Regions from separate parts of the Mus musculus genome. Here region 2 is linked to region 1. The links are chromatin contacts, found by Hi-C or POLR2A ChIA-PET in ENCODE. All regions are on one chromosome and are shown on one strand. The core of a region is the stretch at or near the end of the contact, and the rest is flanking DNA. Distances in the headings are between cores, read along the strand shown.

The links. Hi-C counts contacts between places; a loop is a spot of excess contacts on that map. ChIA-PET counts read pairs that join two places held with the same protein, here RNA polymerase II (POLR2A).
Region 2: a loop to region 1 is called in a map of left cerebral cortex, with 2.7 times the contacts of the local background. The contact joins the promoter of Hsp90b1 here to the promoter of Syn3 in region 1. A Hi-C loop is called at or near these places in 1 of 37 maps with a recorded cell type or tissue (left cerebral cortex). POLR2A ChIA-PET finds 5 or more read pairs at or near these places in 1 of 5 experiments (Patski).

Annotation. Positions count from the first base shown.
Region 1 is chr10:86,496,460-86,501,491 of GRCm38, forward strand. Syn3 (synapsin III) reads right to left here and starts at 2,437. Exons shown (of 14, transcript NM_013722.3): 1 at 2,331-2,437.
Region 2 is chr10:86,703,139-86,708,170 of GRCm38, forward strand. Hsp90b1 (heat shock protein 90, beta (Grp94), member 1) reads right to left here and starts at 2,306. Exons shown (of 18, transcript NM_011631.1): 1 at 2,169-2,306; 2 at 1,156-1,258; 3 at 322-463. The coding sequence starts at 2,217. It overlaps Ttc41 (tetratricopeptide repeat domain 41), which reads left to right and starts at 2,673. Exons shown (of 16, transcript NM_001003910.2): 1 at 2,673-2,879.

The DNA of each region.
Region 1 (5,032 bases), core at 1,187-3,686:
GTAGAAAAACATCCACGTCCTCCCCACAAGACCAAGATGCGTGTTACCTCCTAATGTCCAGCAGCCAGGAGTTCTGACTGCTTATAGCTCATATATGTGTCTCTGTTTAGAAACTGTTTGGCTGACGGGACACCTTAAGTTGAACCCCTCGGTGGGCACACCATACTTACTGGCTGGTTAGTGTGGCTTTCGAAAGCCTCAGAGGGTAGCCTGAATCTGCTTTTCCCCTCCGTCATGGACCAGTGTCTACCTGTGCCTGGCCCCACTACCCCCACTGTGTATTCACTTGAACGGTAGAGCAACTACTGGTACCCAGACATGCACCAGTTCTGTGTCCATTCCAGCTGCCGTGCTAAAATATCACAAAGCAACTTGGGTAAGAAAGGGTTTATTTTAATTCACAAGTTCAGGCTACAGACCGTATTTTGGGGGTATGTCAAGCTGGCAGGAACTTGTGGGAGCGGATCATAGCTACAAGCAAGGCAGAGAAAGAATAAACACTTGCCTACTGTCCAGCGTCCTTCCTCCATACCTACACCATCCAGGACTCACTATCAGAGAGGAGCATGGCTCACCATGAGCTAGGACTTCCCATGAATCAACTGACAAATAAAGGCATTATCTGACAGATGTACGTACAGGGCAGTCTCATCTAGACATCAATCCCTCATCGAGATGTTATTCCTTGGGCATTCTAGGTTAAGGCAAATTAACAATTTAAAAGTGACTAGCTTAGCATCTCTGACCTTTTAAACAAGGAACCTTGCTTATGACAACTAGGTAAAATAATCTCCTCACACACACACACACACACACACACACACACACACACACAGAGAGAGAGAGAGAGAGAGAGAGAGAGAGAGAGAGAGAGAGAGACCCACAAGGTCAAAAATGTCTTTAAGGCAAATAGATGAAGTGGCTTTCTGGTCTCACTTCCTAGGAGCCTTTTTTATTGCCGCTATACCAGTCTCTATATGGCAACCCAAACAGCAGCCCCTTGGCCCTGGAAGATAGAAAGGTAAGCCCAGGTAAGGCAGAAGTTCTCACACAGGGACCAGGCATCAGAAAGTGAGCACAGATGCTCTATCCAACTCCCCAAGGGCTATCCCCGATGACAAGATAGAGGCCACAGCTTCCAATACAATGACAGGAGCAAGCATCACATGACAGCATCTCCCTGCCTGAATTCATGCCCAGAAGCTAGGGTTACAGAGCCCCTGTCAGATAGTCAGCCTTAAGGGGCCAGAGTATTTGCAGCCACGTTGCCTGAAAACCAGCTTTTCACAACTTACTAGCTTGAAGATGCCAGCTCCAGTCACTGTCCACAGAGCTAGCAGAGTGGCTGTGGGATCAGCTGGAATTCTTTCCCAGCCTCCCGTGTCCTAGGATAAACTTGTCAGGCTGCATGCATCTCTAGATTGTGTACATTTTTGGCTAGCCCCTTCTACCTTGCAGTTTAGGTCCCATCTGCAAGTCCTGGTTCTACTGTGCAATCTGCTGTTTGATTAGCTGAGATTCTGAGTTCTTCACTTCTTTCGTCTGCACATGGGAAAATCTACCTGAAATTCTTCCTGTCCCTGATGCCTCTGATTCCACAGCTCTCAGGCTGGCAAACTCTCCAGTCTCTGTGTGTCTTCCAGGCTGCATCACGACCCACCCACCTCTTGCTGTCTGCACTACACCACACTGCAATCCCTCCTATCCTATCATCCCTGGTAGGCCCCAGCAACTCCTGAGATTCCTTTAAGGCCGCTAGAGCTGAGAGCATAGTGTCTGGCTTACAGCCAAGTAAGTCATGAATAAATAACCAGGGCGCTCCAGCAGTGTTAGTCTTAGCCTGGCCAGGAAAACCCTCCAAGGTTTTTTCCTTCGTCTCAGGATAGCTGGAAATAGAAGACTGCGCAACAGATCTGAGCCCCAGACCCAAGGCAACAGGTCCTGAGGGACCTGCCTAGAGCAGGTGCTGGGATCCAGTGCAGAGCACCAGTATCTGTTGTGGTCTCAGCTTCCCAGAGGAAGCTCTTTTCCGGGACAGGTCTGGATGTTGGGTTGAATACCTCAGTAGTCATAGCTTTGAGGGCCCCAGGGTTCCGGTACTCTACAGGGACCAGTGCTAGGGACCGGCAGCAGCAGCCTGGGACCGGAGGGTGGCACTCCGGGCTCACGGAGCACCTGCACCCCACCAACATGCAGCATCAACATTCGGCTAACAAAAGAGAGAGCTTATGGGGAAGTAGCACTGCCCGAGGACGCACCAACAGCTCGGATTCGGGGTGAGTGCTCCCTAAGGCCAGAAAACCCACCTACTCCACTTTGCCTTGGCTTACCGACAGTGCCAGCTACGGTGGCCCGTGTGTACCTCGGACTGGCGCCGCCAATTACAGGATCTGCGGGAGCGCTGCAGCTTGCGCGCTCTGCCTCTGCCCTGCACAGTACGTGAGCGCCTCCTCTGGGCAGACTGGTCTCCCTACGCCGGAGAGCCCATTGGCTGGGCCAACAGGGGCCCTGCATCCAGGCCCGCCCCTCAAGCCCCTCCTTTCTCAGTCTCTAGGCTTTCCCTCGCCAGCCAGGTAGGGAAAGTTGCTAGAGCAAGCAAGCTTTGCTGTTGCTGGCCTCAAGTGGCCAAGTGGACGATCTTTCTTCATCCCAGGAGGATTGAGATGCCCCTCAGGGAGTGTGAATAATGCAGTTCAGTATCCTAGGAAGCCAGCTTGGAGAAAGTCACCTGACTTCCCTGGGCCTTAGTAGGAGCTTCTGAGAGACCAGTGAGTCAGCTGTCAGCAAATGTCATAGGAGTACAAGCACAAGGAGCTAAGCTCTTACCCTGGCTGGGGATGGCATGAGGAGGAGTTGGTTACATACAAGTGCACAAACAAAAGATAATGTCAGCTTGCTGTAAACTGATAGAGATGTGTAATGAGAACACAAAAGGGATGTCGGGACTATGCCAGGCCTCTCCATAGAGGAGATTTGTGAGATGAGAATTAAGACTACAAGGTTAAAAGAAATTACAGATTGGAAAATAAGGCAATTGAAAAGCTTAACCAGCACAGAATGGGAGGATATTTGGCAGGTCCCTGTCTCATGTGTCACTTCTATGCCTCAAGGTCCCTCAGAAATTCAAAGCAGGTCTCCTTTAAGGCTCTCTGTCCTCCAGTATTTGGTTTGATTTTAGAGACAGGGTTTCTCTATGTAGTTCTGGCTGGCCTGGAACTCACTATGTAGACCAGGCTGGCCTCAAACTCATAGAGGTCCACCTGCCTCTGTCTCTTGAGTGCTGAGTTAAAAGACACGTGACACCACATCCATTTCTAGCTGCAATATAAAGACCTATAAATGTAGTTATTTAAAAAAAAAACACCACTGGTGTTAAAGGTGCACAGAAAAAGTACTTGGAAAAATGGAAGGGGAATTCTTGCCAGGACAAGAATTCTAAAGAACCTTCCGTTTCTAAGGAAGGAAGGAGTTGGACAAAGGTTTAGAAGAGAAGCCAGGCAAATTACTGCACGAGTACTTATGTTTGATTGCACTATATATAAGAAAAGGTGCAGATTCAATGCAGGGTCAGTGTTTGCTGAGCAGTGCTCAGTATACATCACCAAGGGTTTTTCCATTAATGGTATTCTTCCATCATGCCCTGGAGGTCAGTGCCACTTAGCATTTTTATTTCTGTGCATGAACCTTGAATAATGAAAGAGGCCTACAAACAGTAATCAGCCCCCGGAGAAGCAATCCCTTTGCCCCTACTGTTCTCACCTGAAAGGTTTAAATTCGGAGAAACAGCAGATGATTTCATAAATCTCTGGGTTTGGCCCTGTAGGTTGTACAAGGACTTGTGAGGTAGAAGATGCCAAGTCATTGCTTCTCAACCATCAGCAGCAGCAAGCTGAGCACCAGCTAAAGGATTGCTTTCTAGAAAATGTCATTTATTTTTTACTTCCATATATTTTAAAAATGAGTTACTTATTTTTAATTATGTGTATGTAGGCTTGTGAACATGAGTACAGGTTCCTGTAGAGATGCAGAGATCAGAGAAAGGGACCTGCCTGGAGCAGGGGTTACACCTGGGTGCTTAGAACTGAACTCAGGCCTCCTGCAAGGGCAGTGCATACTCTTAACCACTGAACCATATCTCCACTCCCTGTATCTCTCCATCTTTTTGATGGTTAATTTTCACTGCGTGAAAGCCTGACTATTCCCCGGGACAGAATCTTCCACAGTTTGTCCCATCTGCCATTCACCTCCAATCCTTAGGACAGAATGCTCACTCAACCAATAGTAACAAAAGAAGAAGATAGATTGTACAGGAGGCTGCTCAGGGTGACAATGACAGCGGCAGCATTCTAAAGAGACTGGACCATGCAGTCCTGAATCACAGTGGCCAGACCCAGTGCTCCCATGATCTCTGCCTGTTCCTCAAGTTTCATCCTTCTGGCCACCCTGTACCTCACCCTACCATTTTTCCTTGTGAATCTTCATCTCTGCATTCATCCACTTTCTTTCATTAGTCACCCGATCATTTCTGTTGTTTTGTACCAAGACCTTGATGGATGCAGGAAAGAAAGAGTGCCTCAAACAATAGCAAATGAACAGTTTAGAACAGGGTTCTGTGTAAAGGCAAATGTCTACATGGTAACAGGTGTACACATTCCTTCATCACTTCATAAAAAAAAAATCACACCCTGAAAGATGGTGATAGTAGTAGCATTTGAAGATGATATTTATATTTGAAAAGAACCTAAATATACTGTTCTTAGTGCAACTAAAAAGGGTGAGCTAGCTCTTTTCATAACAAACTGTTCTAGATACAGGCTCTCTACTGTAAGGTTTACAGCTTGCAATTATTTCACATTTCATATGCATAGCTTGTAGTTGACAGAGCTGTGGCTGGAGCCTGGCTTCTAACTCACGACAGCTCGGGATTTACTGGGTTATAGCTTGGCTCTGCTTGTCAGCAAGGGTAAAATTGTTCCGTTGTCATTGTCTACACATGGCAAGATTTTTAAGACGATTGCAAGTTTCTATTTTT
Region 2 (5,032 bases), core at 1,056-3,555, 210 kb after region 1:
ACCAAGCCTTTTATGGTGCAAGAGATGGCTTTACTCTCTTCATAAAAAAGGAGGTGTGGCTCTATAACACTATGTGACAACTACAAGGGATATCTGAAGTGGTGGGAACAGGAATACCTCTCCCACCCTCCCTCAGGGGTACAGTTGTGTGACTTCATCCGTCGGTAGGTCATGACCTTATTCTGAGCTGACACGAAAGACCAGGACAATGTCCACTCCCTTCCTGCCCCAATATGGACCAATAAGAATTCTCATTCCGAATTTAATTCCTAATTTCTAATGGAAGGATCCAAACTGCTGTCCCAACCATGTAACACTTACCTCTTTATTTTTATACAAAGAATTGATGATAAGTTTCATCATCCTGTTCACTTCAGCTTGGAAGGCGAACTTTTCAGATTTTTCTCTAAGTTCTCTTATCTGTGATGCGTTTAACCCATCCAACTGAATAGCTTCTTCCTCTCTAAGGAAATCAAATTAGATAAGCAAATACTCAGCTTCATTTTTCTCAGTCTCTAGTCAGGACACAGACTGGCCTCTGCAGACCTTCTTGTTAAAAGAGCACTCACATACCAGCTCACTCTCATCACAGAATGGGCTGTGCTTAATGCTCGGCTGGAAATAGTTCCTAAAATTCCCAGAAAAATACATCTGGCTTCCCTCTACTGAAAAGCAAGTCATGACTTGTGTACGCTTGCACAGTGAACACTTTAGTACCGTCACTAATTCCTAGAAGGCCAAAATTGAAAATATACCTCACCGATTGAAAAGCCCTTTTCTTAAAAGTTAAAGGCATAAAAGTTCTATTTTTCATAGTACTAACTTCACACAGACAAAACCAATCAAGTGTCCTGTCAGGTCTTAGAAAGTTGGAAGCACAAGCTGAGTGGGCTACATCACCACTGGTTTTCTGGTTTTAGATGCTGAGGCTTATCCCTAGCACTTTCCTTCCTGAATCAGCAGTCACTCCCAGGAGCAGACTGCTAGGAGCTTTTGCCTGCAGATAAATGGGCACTCCTAAGATCTTCTCTGGTTATTTTGTATCATTAGCAACATTTTGGGCACTGGACCTTGTAATCTGAATGGAGAAACACCAACAGCCACTCTGCCCCACTAACTTGCAGAGCTTATCAACATAGCTTCAAATGCACCGACCTCTGCACAACTTCATCATCTGTCCTTGAGCCTTCTCGGCTTTTACCCAGGTCCTCTTCCACTGTGCCATCCACGTCGACTTCATCATCAGCTCTGACGAACCCTGGGGAGAAAGGTTACAACTCTCCACACTATTGCTTCCTCTCCTTCGCATAAAAAGCCATATCAACGGGGGCAAGAGTTAACACAATTCAGTAAGTAAATACAAGCTGTTGAGATGGAAGAATTATGTACTGACGTCAATAACCAATGTCAAGGTAAGTTTGCACGCTAAAGTTTAAATATGAATGCTCAAGACCCCCGTTGACTCTGGAAGGCCAGGCAGCCATCACGTGTGTCTATCCTAGGCAGTGAGAGAGGCCCCCGTCTACACCCACACGTGTTGCGCACAGCTGAGAGGAGGTCTCTACACTGGCCAAGCCAAAACTTGGGCCTCACTTAGTTATCACAGGTCAGAATGCAAACAGGGTTTGTGCAACTTCTGTTGAGGGGAACTGAAATCCGGCCCAAAGGGGAAGACATGTCAAGGACAGCTCTTGAAGCACATCGGAATCAGATATTGGGCCACCGCCACGACGCTGGCCCGAGGGCCCACGCTCGCGAGTCGGGCGTTAGAAAACAGAAACGCGCTCCGGGAGTAGAGGGCAGGGGCTGGGGGTCCTCAGGCTCTGGTGGCCAAAGGTCGGACCTGATCACAAAAGTCCTTAGGGAGGGGTTCCAGGAAGGCTTCCCCCGGGAGTAGAGTCCGAGAGACCGCGCCCCGTCAGCGAGACTTCGGGGAGCGCTCTAGCACCATCCGCAGGGTATTTATTTAAATGCCCGGTCTCCAAGTCGCCTTTTCCCAGAGGCCTCAGGGAAAGCATCATCACCCAAGTCTCCTTCGAGGGAACGAGATGGTCCCTGAAACCCCTGTAGGCCACCCGGCGTCCCCAACCCAGGTTCAACGCCCCAAGAACGTTCGAGAAGCGGCCACACAGGAAGGGGAGGGCGCCCACTGCCGCCCGGTCACTCACCGAAGGTCAGCAGGACACAGCAGAGGCCCAACACCCACAGGACCCTCATGGTGCGTGGCCGGCGAGTCGCAAGTCCTTTTCGGTCTCAGGAGCCGCCTCCACCCCCCCAATCCCGAGTCTAAGCTCCTCACACCTCCAGCAGCGCGGTCCGCCCACTAAGCCGCGCGCAGGTCGGGCCGCTTTTCACCCCACTGCTTGCGGGCGGGGGACGGGAAACACGAACTCACCAATCGTGCCTCACCACGCACTCTCTGCACCCAATGGAGACGCATGGGGGGGGACCGCAGCCCGCCAATCGGAACTGTCCAGGTGCGGTGCCCGATGCCCGAAGCGTGGCTCCTTGCGATTGGGCTTGTCCAGCGGCTTTCCTCCAATCAGATGGCTCCGCGGGCCCTCACACACCGGGCCACCCTTTGGCCTGGGAAGCCTTGGTCCCTGAGGAAAACCGTCCAATGAACGTAGGCGCATAGCACGTCTGTCCATTCCTAGAGGTCCCGGGGAACCACTTCCGGCTTCTAGCGAACGTTTAGTCCGTGACTAGGGGAAACGGTAGCCAAGACAATGCGTCCTTTACCCTTTTCTCGTCTACGACGCGGGTCACGTTACGAGTCCTTTCAGCGCTACGTTCGCCGTCACCTTTCTTTTGGGCGTTTCTTTTCGCAAAAGAGAAATTTGTGAGGGGTTGAATATCCGGAATGCGTTTGGATGGTGGTGAGAAACTACAGTTTCCGGCATGCAACGCACTAATCTCATGAATGCTGGGAATTGTAGTCTCTGGCATCTAAGCCAGTTGCGTAGCTTGGCCCTTGCTTACTCCAATCTTGTGTCCGCGGGAAATGTCTCTGAGTGATTATAGGATTTCCACCTCATTCAGATTGCAGAATAGATCTGTGCTTGTTCTAGGACTCTAATGCACACAGTTTTCAGAGGCGGACCTGAAAAGCAGCCCCGCGTAGCCCTAGTCTCACCGTGTCAGAGGGTCAGCCCTGGATTCTGGGCTGGTGGTAGCACCCGGGTTTCCACGTCCGCTTTCTTGCGCGTCACTCAGGGTCCCTAGAGCCTTCAGTTACACTTGGCGTTGCGCTGCTCGCATTTCCTGTCCTCTCTGGTTTGGTTTGCAGTAGAGGGTGGCAGGGGCTCTCCAACCCCGAAGGAAACAAGGACCCAAGTTCCTTTGACATCCCCATAAATATCAAAGAATGACTGGGCAATCTAGAGCCTCTTTTGTGAATCAGCCAGAGAGCGCGGTGGTGAAGTCCAGGCTAGCATAGAACAGGAAAGAACTTATGCAGATACTTGAAAGCAAAAGCCGCAGAGCTTGCAAAACAGCCTGGATTGTGGCTTTGTAACTTCATAGAAACACCTTTCCGCCTTCCGAAAGATAGCAAAAGAGGCTCTTTCTGGTGAGGGAAGTCCCTAAGGCCAGCTTGTACGTTCCGAAATGTTTTCTAAGCTCTTTAGCCTCATTTTAACCAATTTTCCACCAGCACGCTTGCCTGCCTCTAACACATCCATTCCATCACCGCTTTCTCCAAGAAAATTCGAGTTGTTTTTTTTTTTTAGGCAATCCAGGTTCCCGAAGGCAAGCTTTTCAGTGACAATGTCATAGTCCCTTTGACAACTTCAAGAATTTAGACTTGTAGAACTTGAATCTGTGGTTTGGTGTTTACATAATGTGGTGATGGCTTATTTACATCTGTCTGATTTACCTACATTTGCCAAAGCATACAGAAATGTAAGACGAAGGCCTTATGCCTCTGTGCTTGTGTTTGTTGTTTAGAGCATACCAGGATCTTATTTATTTGTGCTTTTGGAAAAAGATGGCCATTTCTGCGTATGACAGCCCATCATCCACTTTCTTTCTTTCTTACTCTCTTTCTTTCTTTCTTTCTTTCTTTCTTCCTTTCTTTTTTTTTTTTATCGAGCAAGTAAGCAAGTATTGTGAAACTGTGACTGCATCTTAACTGGCCAGTGGGAGGTAGATCGGGCTGCACCTGGGAGGAACTGAGAATGAGATTTGTCCTCCAAAATAAAGCTGGTGGGTTTTTGGTTTTGTTCTTTTTTTTTTTTTTTTTTTTGGGGGGGGGGGGTAGAAGTTTCTGCAGATGATGGTCCCCAGATAGAAAGGAGAGAGAGAGAGAATCAGAGAGAGAGAATCTACTTCCAGACTGGCAGAAGATGGTCAGTCCTTATCTGACTTGCTGGCCAAGCTCCCTGGAAAATACATGGCTTTCAGCTGAGGAGAGATGGCTTAGTGGATAAAATGATTGCCCCACTTGAACTATGACCGGAATTAGGGTTTTCAGCACTCACATAACATTAGATACTGGTCTAACCCATGCTGGGGGTAGGGTGGTTTTGCTAGAGACAGATATGGCTCCCTGGCCAGACAGCATAGCCAAGATGACAAACTCCAGGTTCACTAAGAGGATAGAGGAACACACACACACACACACACACACACACACATGTTTCTTGAATTCCTAGTGTTTTCCCGTGTTCCCTTCTTCAGACTTTGACCAGTCACTGATCTCTAGGGTCAGTCTGCTCTGTCTTTCCCTCAGCACTGATCCTCCATAGGGTTATTAAGCTCCCCACCTTTGAATCTGATTCTCTTGCTTCCTAGTGAGCTACCCTGTGGGTGCTGGGAACTGACCCCTGATTATCTGCAAGAGCAAATGTTCTTATCCACTGAGCCATTTCTCCAAGGATGCTTTAAAAAAAAAGTTTTAATTTTTATTGGTTTAGACATGGTCTTTTTGTATGTATCCCTGGGTGTCTTGGACCTTACTTTGTAGGCCAGGCTGGCCTCCTCTTGCCTCTGCCTCCCAAATGCTGAGACTAAAGGGGTGGGCTGCCACTCC